3 separate regions of the Homo sapiens genome follow, and all the other regions are linked to region 3. Evidence: chromatin contacts called from ENCODE Hi-C or POLR2A ChIA-PET data. All regions are on one chromosome and are shown on one strand. Each heading gives the region's core, a stretch centred on a gene start or an enhancer-like site at or near the end of the contact. The rest is flanking DNA. Distances are from core to core; before and after follow the strand shown. Region 1 overlaps DIP2B (disco interacting protein 2 homolog B). Region 2 overlaps DIP2B (disco interacting protein 2 homolog B). Region 3 overlaps LIMA1 (LIM domain and actin binding 1).

Region 1 (3,052 bases), core at 286-2,785, 350 kb after region 3:
TAGTTTCTTCAATGCACTTAGTTTTATATTCTAGAATTTAAAAAAATCAACTTACATTAACACTCTTTTCCTTTGGAGAATATAGAAAAAGCTAAGGGTCACATGAGAGATTTGCATTAATAAATGTAGAAAGAATCAGTGTAACTTGCATGTGTTAATTACAATTTTTGGAAGCTTAATGATTTTGTAGAATCATTGACAAGGCCATATGTATCAAATAAGCCTATTTGTAAGTTCTTCCAGTCTTGAATTGTAGTGTTTCTGTGAAGTTTGTAACTTTTTAAGCTTCTTTTATTTATTTATTTTTTATCTAATATCAGTCACTCAAATTTCCTTTGTCAGCATTACATAGGATAAAGGAGACCTATCAAAAACTTTTGGAATCCAAGGACAAAGAACATTCTTTTTTTTTTTTTTTTTTTAAATCCATAGTCACCATCAACTTCTGTTGGGAGAACAGAGAAAGATAGACTAAGAGAAACAGAGATAGAAAATGTTTAATCCTGTATTGTGGCTTACTGTAGCTCTTCATATTCCCTTGAATTTTAGACTAGATTTCCTCCAAAATTCTGTGAACTTGGGGATATATATGATTGCCAGATGTCTGACACCTTTCTAGATTTGGAACTGTCTGGAATCTAATTTCTTCTGCTAACCCATAGTATATGAAAGAAAGTAACACACACACTATTAAGACAAACTAGAAAATATCATAAAGAGGCTGGATGCAGTGGCTCATGCCTGTAATCCCAGCACTTTGGGAGGCCGAGGTGGGTGGATCACTTGAGGCCGGGAATTGGAGACCAGTCTGGCAAACATGGCAAAACCCAGTCTACACTAAAAATACAAAAATTAGCCAGACGTGATGGCGTATGCCTGTAGTCCCAGCTGTTGGGGAGGCTGAGGCACGAGAATTGCTTGAACCCGGGAGGTGGAGGTTGCAGTGAGCCGAAATTGCGCCACTGCACTCCAGCCTAGGTGACAGAGACTCTGTCTCAAAAAAAAAAAGAGACCGGGCGCGGTGGCTCACGCCTGTAATCCCAGCACTTTGGGAGGCTGAGGTGGGCGGATCACGAGGTCAGGGATGGAGACCATCCTGGCTAACACAGTGAAACCCCATCTCTACTAAAAATACTACTTGGGAGGCTGAGGCAGGAGAATGGCGTGAACCCGGGAGGCAGAGCTTGCAGTGAGTCGAGATTTGGGCCACTGCACTCCAGCCTGGGTGACAGAGTGAGACTCCGTCTCAAAAAAAAAAAAAAAAAGAAAAAAAAGAAAAAAGAAAATCTCAAAATCTCATAAAGAGAATGGGAAAAGGCTGCATTTGTCTTGGAATTTATAAATGTATTCAAAAATTTTTTTCATCTTTGTTGATGCATATTTCTGTAATAGTTTTTTCCTGTCTTAATTTTCTCTCATAAAAGGAAAAGATTTGATATTCCTGAGTCATCACTCTCCTGAAATCTCAGTTTTACTCAGACCTGTGCTATATAGAGTATTATGTTCATGCCCATGTCTGATGTGGAGGGAGAGACACAGACAGGAGAGTGGGTGACTGACTCAGATGTAAATGATCTTATTATACTTGAGCTGCAACCACACCTAGAAACCTTGACAACAACAGGGCCTGTGTTTGATATATCTCACTTGTTAAATCCTGTCTGGATTTTAGTATGTCATATGTGTGTTCATCAGCAAAATTGAACAGGTGCTGGAACAATTGCAAAGCTTTAATCAGACTTATGATTACACTGTTTCTCGTTATGATTAAACTGTTTCTCATTTTGGCCAAAGAATATGACACAATAACTAAAACAAATTTCTAGTTGTTTCTTGTGTTGTTTATTCTGTTCAGAGGTTTCTTTTCTTTTTCTTTTTTATTTCTTAGACAAGGTCTCATTGTGTTGCCCAGGCTGGAGTGCAGTGGCACAGTCTTGGCTCATTGCACCCTCTGCTTCCCAACCTCAAGCTATCCTCCCACCTCAGCCTCCTAAGTAGCTGGGACTACAGATGTGTGCCACCATGCCTGGCTAATTTTTTTTTGGTCTTTTTTTGTAGAGATGGGGCTTCACCAAGTTGCCCAGGCTGGTCTCAAACTCCTGGGCTCAAGCGATTCACTCACCTCAGCTTCCCAAAGTGATGGGATTATAGGCGTGAGCCACCGTGCCTGTCCCAGAGGTGTCAATGCTACATATACATCCTCCACCAAGATAGAGTCATGGGTAAATTAATTAAGGTTAAGAGACAATTTCAATGTCTTATGCCAAGCTGTTAAAGTTTTTTTTTTTCCCCCTTTTTTATTTATTTTTGAGACAGAGTCTCGCTGTCACCTAGGCTGGAGTGCAGTGGCGCAATCTTGGCTCACCGCAACTTCCGCTCCCCAGGTTCAAGCAATTCTCCTGCCTCAGCCTCTCAAGTAGCTGGGGTTACAGCCACCCGCCATCACGCCAGCTAATTTTTGTATTTTTGGTAGAGAAGGGGTTTCGTCATGTTGGCCAGGCTGTTCTCGAACTCCTGACCTCAGGTGATCCGCCAGCCTCGGCCTCCCAAAGTGCTGGGATTACAAGCATGAGCCACCGCTCTCAGCCTATTAATGTTTCAAAAATAGCTTTTCCCTCATTATAAAAATAGCACATGTTGGGCCGGTCATGGTGTCTCACACTTGTAATCCCAGCACTTTGGGAGGCTGAGGTGGGAGGATCACTTGAGTCCAGGAGTTCGAGACCAGCCTGGCCAATGTGGATGAAACCCTGTCTCTACTAATAATACAAACATTAGCTGGGCATAGTGGCACACGCCTGTAGTCCCAGCTACTCAGGAGGCTGAGGCAGGAGAATCACTTGAGCCTGGGAGGCAGAGGTTGCAGTGAGCTGAGGTAGTGCCAATGAACTCCAGTCTGGGCGACAGAGTGAGACTCAGCCTTTAAAAAAAAAAAAAAAAAAAAGGAGGCTGGGCATGGTGGCTCACGCTTGTAATTCCAGCGCTTTGGGAGGAGGAGGCTGGCAGACCACGAGGTCAGGACATCGAGACCATCCTGGCCAACATGGTGAAA
Region 2 (2,963 bases), core at 182-2,681, 480 kb after region 3:
GTGACAGAGCGAGACTCCATCTCAAAAAACAAAACAAAAGTGACCTAAGAACAGTTGTGGTGCCGGGCGCAGTGGCTCACGCCTGTAATCCCAGCACTTTGGGAGGCTGAGGCGGGTGGATCACAAGGTCAGGAGATCGAGACCATCCTGGCTAACACAGTGAACCCCGTCTCTACTAAAAATACAAAAAATTAGCCGGGCGTGGTGGCAGCGCCTGAAGTCCCAACACTTTGGGAGGCCGAGGCGGGTGGATCACAAGGTCAGGAGATCGAGACCATCCTGGCTAACACAGTGAACCCCGTCTCTACTAAAAATACAAAAAATTAGCCGGGCGTGGTGGCAGCGCCTGTAGTCCCAGCTACTCGGGAGGCTGAGGCAGGAGAATGGCGTGAACCTGGAAGGCAGAGCTTGCAGTGAGCCGAGACCGCGCCACTGCATTCCAGCCTGGGCAACAGAGCCAGACTCCGTCTCAAATAAATAAATAAATAAATAAATAAAACAGTTGTGGCCAGGTGTGTTGGCTCATACCTGTAATCTTCACACTTTGGGAGGCTGAGGTGGGAGGATTGCTTGAGCCTAGGAGGGGACCAGCCTGTGCAATATAGCGAGACCCCATCTCTACAAAAAATTAAAAAGTTAGCTGACTGTGGTAGTGCATGTCTGTTGTTCCAGCTACTTGAGAGGCTGAGGTGGGAGGATCGCTTGATCCCCAGAGGTCAAGGCTGCAGTGAGCCGAGATCAATCAACCGTACTCCAACCTGGGAGACAGAGTGAGGCCCCATCTCTTTAAAAAAAAAAAAAAAAAAAAAAGCAAACAAAAAGTTGTACCACTCTTGCAGGGAAAAATTAGCCTAATAGCCTAATATTTTACAGGATTTAGTTGCATCTTTCTTTGTACACTGCCTGAGATGTTACAGCATACATCATAAAGCACATCTTGGGTCAAGGCTGTCACTCTGCACTTGCTGTCTTGTATGCACCTGGTTTCTGGGATAACTTCTAGAGTGCACCAGCCAGTCAGCTTCTTTGGGAGGCACTCAATACGTAACTGTTTGAATTACTGAACTGATGAAAATTTAGAGCTGCTCTTTTTGAGGGATTTAATAAAAAGGATTAAGGAGTAAAATATGTCAGATATTTTGGCTTTATTTATAGTATCATATAGTCTGGAAAATATGGTAAATAGTTGGCATGGGAAATAATTTGTCTTTTGTTCACAAATCACCTGATAAGATGTCAGTCACCCTAAAATTTGCTTATTGAATTATGTACACTAATTTCTATCTTGTGAATTAGAAAATTTAAATTCTCTAAATTGGTAGCAATCTATGGTTCTTTTAGTGCTTGTGGCCTTTTTCAGAGTCTTTTAGACTGCTTGAATTACTGCCATCCAGTTCCCTTTATGTGCTGAAATCATTTACTAATGTCATGAGGCAATTACCTCAGCTCTTTCTTTGTAGGGGTTCTTTGTGTAATGCTATTACTCATTCATACGGAAAAGCACAACGCAAAAACTACAGCATATATTTTTTCCCTCTAAGCTTTTTCCGCACCCTTGTGGACTTACCCTTTGCTGCGTTCTGAGAGTGCACAGATGACCAAATAGACCACATAATGACCCTAAAGCACAGTAAGCTATTTCAACTAGCTTAAATTTAGAAGTCTGTCTCACACAGGACTCTGCTTGAGAGTAGCTAGAGTAATTCATAGGGCCAGAAGACAAGGAGAATTTCCCTCCTTTTTTGGTTTTTGTTTTTTTTTTTTTTTTTTTTTTTTTTTTTTTTTTTTGACACAGTCTCTGTCACCCAGGCTGGAGTATAGTGGCTCAATCACAATTCACTGCAGTCTCAAACTCCCAGGGTCAAGCAGTCCTCCCACCTCAGCCTCTCTAGTAGCTGGAACTGCAGGTGCATGCTGCCACACCCGGCTAATATTTTTATTTTTTGTAGAGTTGGAGATGGGGTCTCACTGTGTTGCTCAAGCTGGCCTCAAACTCCTGGGCTCAAGAGATTCTCCAAAGTGTTGGGATTATAGGCATGAGCCACCACACCCTGCTCTATATTTCTATATATGAAAATGATACCCAGCAACAGATTGGGATATTATCCTTTTAACCTACTTTAATAATGCTTCATGGAATTATAGTACATTATGGTATGCAAAGAACTTTCACATACTAATGACCGCCCTGTGTCATTTGTTTCTCATAAATACTCTGTAAAGTAGGAAGGGCAGATTTAGAGATAAGGAAATAAGCAAGTTCATAGTCGCTAAGTAATTTGCCCCAGGTCAAATAGCAATTAAGTGTCAAACTCAAAATCTTGATTGTGTTCATTATTCCACTGAAGTGTCATGTTTATTTAGAAAATTCTATTTACTTTATAGCCGCGACTCATGCCTATAATCCCAGCACTTTGGGAGGCTGAGGCCCGAGGATCCTTTCAGCCCAGGAGTTTGAGACCAGCCTGGGCAACATAGCAAGAGTTATCATCTCTACAAATAATTTTTTTTAATTCCTTCATAGTGCTAAATAAAATAAAAATTTTAAAAATTAGCTGGGTATGGTAGTGTGTGCCTGTGGTTGTAGCCACTCAGGAGGCTGAGGTGGGAGAATCACTTCAGTCAAGGCTGCAGTGAACCATAATCACAGCACTGTACTCCAGCCTGGGTGACAGAGTGAAACCTCAACTGAAAAAAAAAAAAAAAAATTCCTCTTTCCCTAATAGATACTCACGTGTATGCATGGTACTGGAATGAGCATTTTTACAACCAAATTAAATAACTGTTGTCTTCTGAATGGTTATAGTCCTAAATATGTATCAGTCAGTTAATTTGAACTTAGAATACCTGCTGATTTACCAGGTTGGGGAGTCTTTCCTAAATATTCTAATTTTAACCTAAACCACAAAGTAAACAAAGTTGGCAAATCAGACCTCCATAATAAATGTGCTCTAATTAATAGA
Region 3 (3,283 bases), core at 732-3,231:
CAGCCAAGGGAAACTCTTTGGGGAGGAGAGCAGATGCTAACCCAAATGAAATTAATCCCACGACAGCAATTTGAACAAACTATGGTCTTCCCTTTGTTTCAAATAAAAATGTGTAGATAATATCTTCAGGATATTCTAGAGTGAATGAGGTAATCTATAAATAATTGATGTTCATAAATACTGTCTTTCCCGTTTGAGGGATATTACAGACCCTCTGTTGATTACCATCTACTTAAAGCTGTTTTTCTAACAAATTTGCATGGCTTCATTTACATTCTTTTACCCTCTTGTCTCATATATTTTTTACTCTAATAAAGGCCCCAGTTGTGGTGTGTGTGGGAGGTAGGGGGGAGCAGCTGACAACAGACATTGATGTTAACTAGCCTTTAGACATAGTGAAAGAAGATGAAAATTCTGTATTGACGTCAAGCCTCTATTCCTCAGAATACCACAAAATGCCTTTCATTCCTTCCAATTTGTGTAAAATATCTAGGTAATGAAACTGAAATTCTTCACCACACAGCAAATGGTTGGGCCAGCCCTGTGCAGCCTTAACCCTTCCTCTAATTTTCTGTGAAACTCTATGAAAGCATTTTGGGGAATATTCATATCTTAAATAGAGTGCTCTACACAGAGAAGAAAGGACAGTCCTCTGAAAAGGCAGTAATAGTGAGTGAGTGAGAAAAGATTCTAGACACTCTTCTAGCATAATTTTGACAGCTTTGCAAGCCAGCATAAAACCTCCCACTGTGTCTTCAGGGGGAGGAACAGCTGGCAGGGTACCGAGAGGGGCAGTGCAGTGTGTGCTGCCCTCTCACGTAGAGTGCCATGTTCTCTCTCAACATTCATCAGCAAAACGCTGTGAGGAGGCCTGGGACTTGGTTGTCCCGTACACAGTGAGGGCAGACAGTTGTTCCCTAGGGCCAGTCACATCTCCTTGCCTCTTCCTTCCCTATCCTCTCCTCTGGGAACGTTTAGGGGATGATTTCTTTCAAATGGGAGGACATAAAGCCTAAGAGATCTCTGAGTCTCTTGAAGTAGAAAGGCCTGATACTTCTCACAGGGTCCACTAAGCTCTGCTCTCAGAACGACACCCTTTTTGAGAATGAACCTGTAACTTCATTGGTACCAAGTCTTACCAAGTAAGCTCTGTGGCCAGTGTTCAAAGTGTACAGAATCCTTAAAGACCTCTATCATTTCTTTTTACTTTATTAAGCTAAAATTTGAAATGAATTGAATCTCTACCTTAGATGTCCTCTTTTCAATAACAGACAGGCACTAAGAAACAGTTTTTTCCAGGATGTGTGGGATCCAAAAATCTATTCTGAGTGAACAAGTTTATTCTTAGCTGTATGTAATTTCCCAAAGTGGAGAAACAACTTCTGTTCATAGTCTGCAGCCATGAGACCAGTTCTGCCAGCAGGTCTTCCTATAAACATTTACTAAAGTATCTGTATATTTGCCTGCAGACTGTAAAGGGGAACTCTGAGGAAGAGCAAATAAATTGCCCTTAAATAACAGTGGAGATGTAACTGGGTTCCACCAGGCTCTGTACACCATGATCATCTGAGCTGTGGACCAGAGGCAAACAGCCAGGCCAGTTTACTCTGGTCATTACACAATGCTCAAAACCCGAGGTGTGTGACTATGCAGATAGGGCCGTCTACTACTATACTACTATTCTACTGCTGAGTGACCAGTGCCAAAGGAGTAGGCATGGGTCTGAGGCAGAGACAGAGACAGCTTTACCTCTGTTTCCTCTCCCTGGTGCCAAAGGAGACCTAAGTGAGGTGTGCCCTTTCACACACCACTCATCCGCTCACCCCGTGGAACTTGAGTGGGGAGGGATCCCCACCCAGTACAAGGAAGTCTGGCCAAGCAGTTGAACGAGGGATGCAAGACTGCATTGAGAATTCAAATAGTCACAAGAACAGATTTTAGTTCCTGTATTTCCCCAGGTCCTGGGTTACACAGAATCCATCACCAAGTTAGATTTGCTAGCCGTTCTTGATCCCCAACCACAACCTGAGCACTCACATCTAGGCAGCATTGCTGTCAGAGAGGAAAGTAACCCTGTGGGGTTTGCTACTTTGTGAGACTCCAGATACTGACAAAGAAAGTGCTGATGGCAGCATCAGCCAACCTTCAAGGCCAGAACACAGCCATGCGGAGCACATGTACAGATTCAATCACCATGACCCCGCCCATTCTTCCTGGACTTGCTTTCTCTTTCTGCTTTCTTTACCTTTTGTTCCTTTTCAATAAACCTTACTCTTCTCATAAATCTCTGCCTCCTTTAAAATTTTCATGTTTTATCTTTTTCACCTTGCTCACCTTTTAAATCCACTCTTTAAATCCTGGATTCTCCCCTTTCCTCCTTTTGTTCCAAACCCTCCCTGATGTCCCCTCCTCTTCATACTTTGTGTGCAGTAAAACTTTTATCTGTGGACCAATCATGCTCACAGTCAGAGGTATAAGCACGGCAGATATGAGCATGAGTTGGGAGCAGCACAAACCACCTTAAAACTCATTCTATTTATTGAGTTTCTCTCAAATGCTAAAACTTTTGAAACACAACCCTGCTACTTAAAAGAGCACTAGAGGAGAAAGACACTAAAGAAGTGTGGGTAATCCAAACGAGTGAAGTAGCCCCTCATTAGCAAGCTAGTCAATTAAAACAAGTCAGCTAACAAACCTAAAATAAGTTTTGCATTTTTAATAAACATTTTTTGGCTTATTTTTATGGGAATATATATTTGCCCATAGAAGAGGAAAAGACGACTTTTAAAACTTGGGTAATAAAAGCAGATTATAGATTGAGGAGCCTAGCTCTGTTGCCCAGGCTGGAGTACAGTGGCGCGATCTTGGCTCACTGCAACCTCCACCTCCCGGGTTCAAGCAATTCTCCTGCCTCAGCCTCCCAAGTAGCTGGGATTACAGGTGCCTGCCATCATGCTCAGCTAATTTTTGTATTCTTAGTAGAGACAGGCTTTCACCATGTTGGCCAGGCTGGTCTCAAACTCTTGACCTCGTGATCTGCCCGCCTTGGCCTCCCAAAGTGCTGGGATTATAGGTGTGAGCCACCATGCCTGGCCAATTTTTTTTTTTTTTTTTTTTTTTTGAGATGGAATCTCACTCTGTCACACAGGCTGGAGAGCAGTGGTGTGATCTTGGCTCACTGCAACCTCTGCTTCCCGGGTTCAAGTGATTCTCCTGCCTCAGCCTCCCAAGTAGCTGGGACTACAGGCACGCACTACTGCGCCCAGCTAATTTTTGTATTTTT

What was found. Hi-C counts contacts between places; a loop is a spot of excess contacts on that map. ChIA-PET counts read pairs that join two places held with the same protein, here RNA polymerase II (POLR2A). Pooled maps may share reads with other maps.
Region 1: a pooled map shows a loop between it and region 3 (17-fold over the local background). The contact joins two enhancer-like sites. A Hi-C loop is called at or near these places in 4 of 50 pooled maps. POLR2A ChIA-PET finds 5 or more read pairs at or near these places in 3 of 52 experiments (GM10248, T-cell and activated CD4-positive, alpha-beta T cell).
Region 2: a loop to region 3 is called in a pooled map, with 4 times the contacts of the local background. The contact joins two enhancer-like sites. A Hi-C loop is called at or near these places in 2 of 50 pooled maps. POLR2A ChIA-PET finds 5 or more read pairs at or near these places in 2 of 52 experiments (B cell and OCI-LY7).

The regions. Positions count from the first base shown.
Region 1 is chr12:50,541,001-50,544,052 of GRCh38, forward strand. All of the region lies in intron 1 of DIP2B (disco interacting protein 2 homolog B), which reads left to right. Among named protein-coding and RNA genes, the nearest start is that of DIP2B, 38 kb to the left of the region's middle. Within about 2 kb of position 1,536, at least 4 of the 41 ENCODE cell types and tissues checked have a DNase peak (open chromatin) inside an H3K27ac peak, as active enhancers do.
Region 2 is chr12:50,663,085-50,666,047 of GRCh38, forward strand. All of the region lies in intron 4 of DIP2B (disco interacting protein 2 homolog B), which reads left to right. Among named protein-coding and RNA genes, the nearest start is that of ATF1, 100 kb to the right of the region's middle. Within about 2 kb of position 1,432, at least 2 of the 41 ENCODE cell types and tissues checked have a DNase peak (open chromatin) inside an H3K27ac peak, as active enhancers do.
Region 3 is chr12:50,186,915-50,190,197 of GRCh38, forward strand. All of the region lies in intron 9 of LIMA1 (LIM domain and actin binding 1), which reads right to left. Among named protein-coding and RNA genes, the nearest start is that of CERS5, 21 kb to the left of the region's middle. Within about 2 kb of position 1,982, at least 10 of the 41 ENCODE cell types and tissues checked have a DNase peak (open chromatin) inside an H3K27ac peak, as active enhancers do.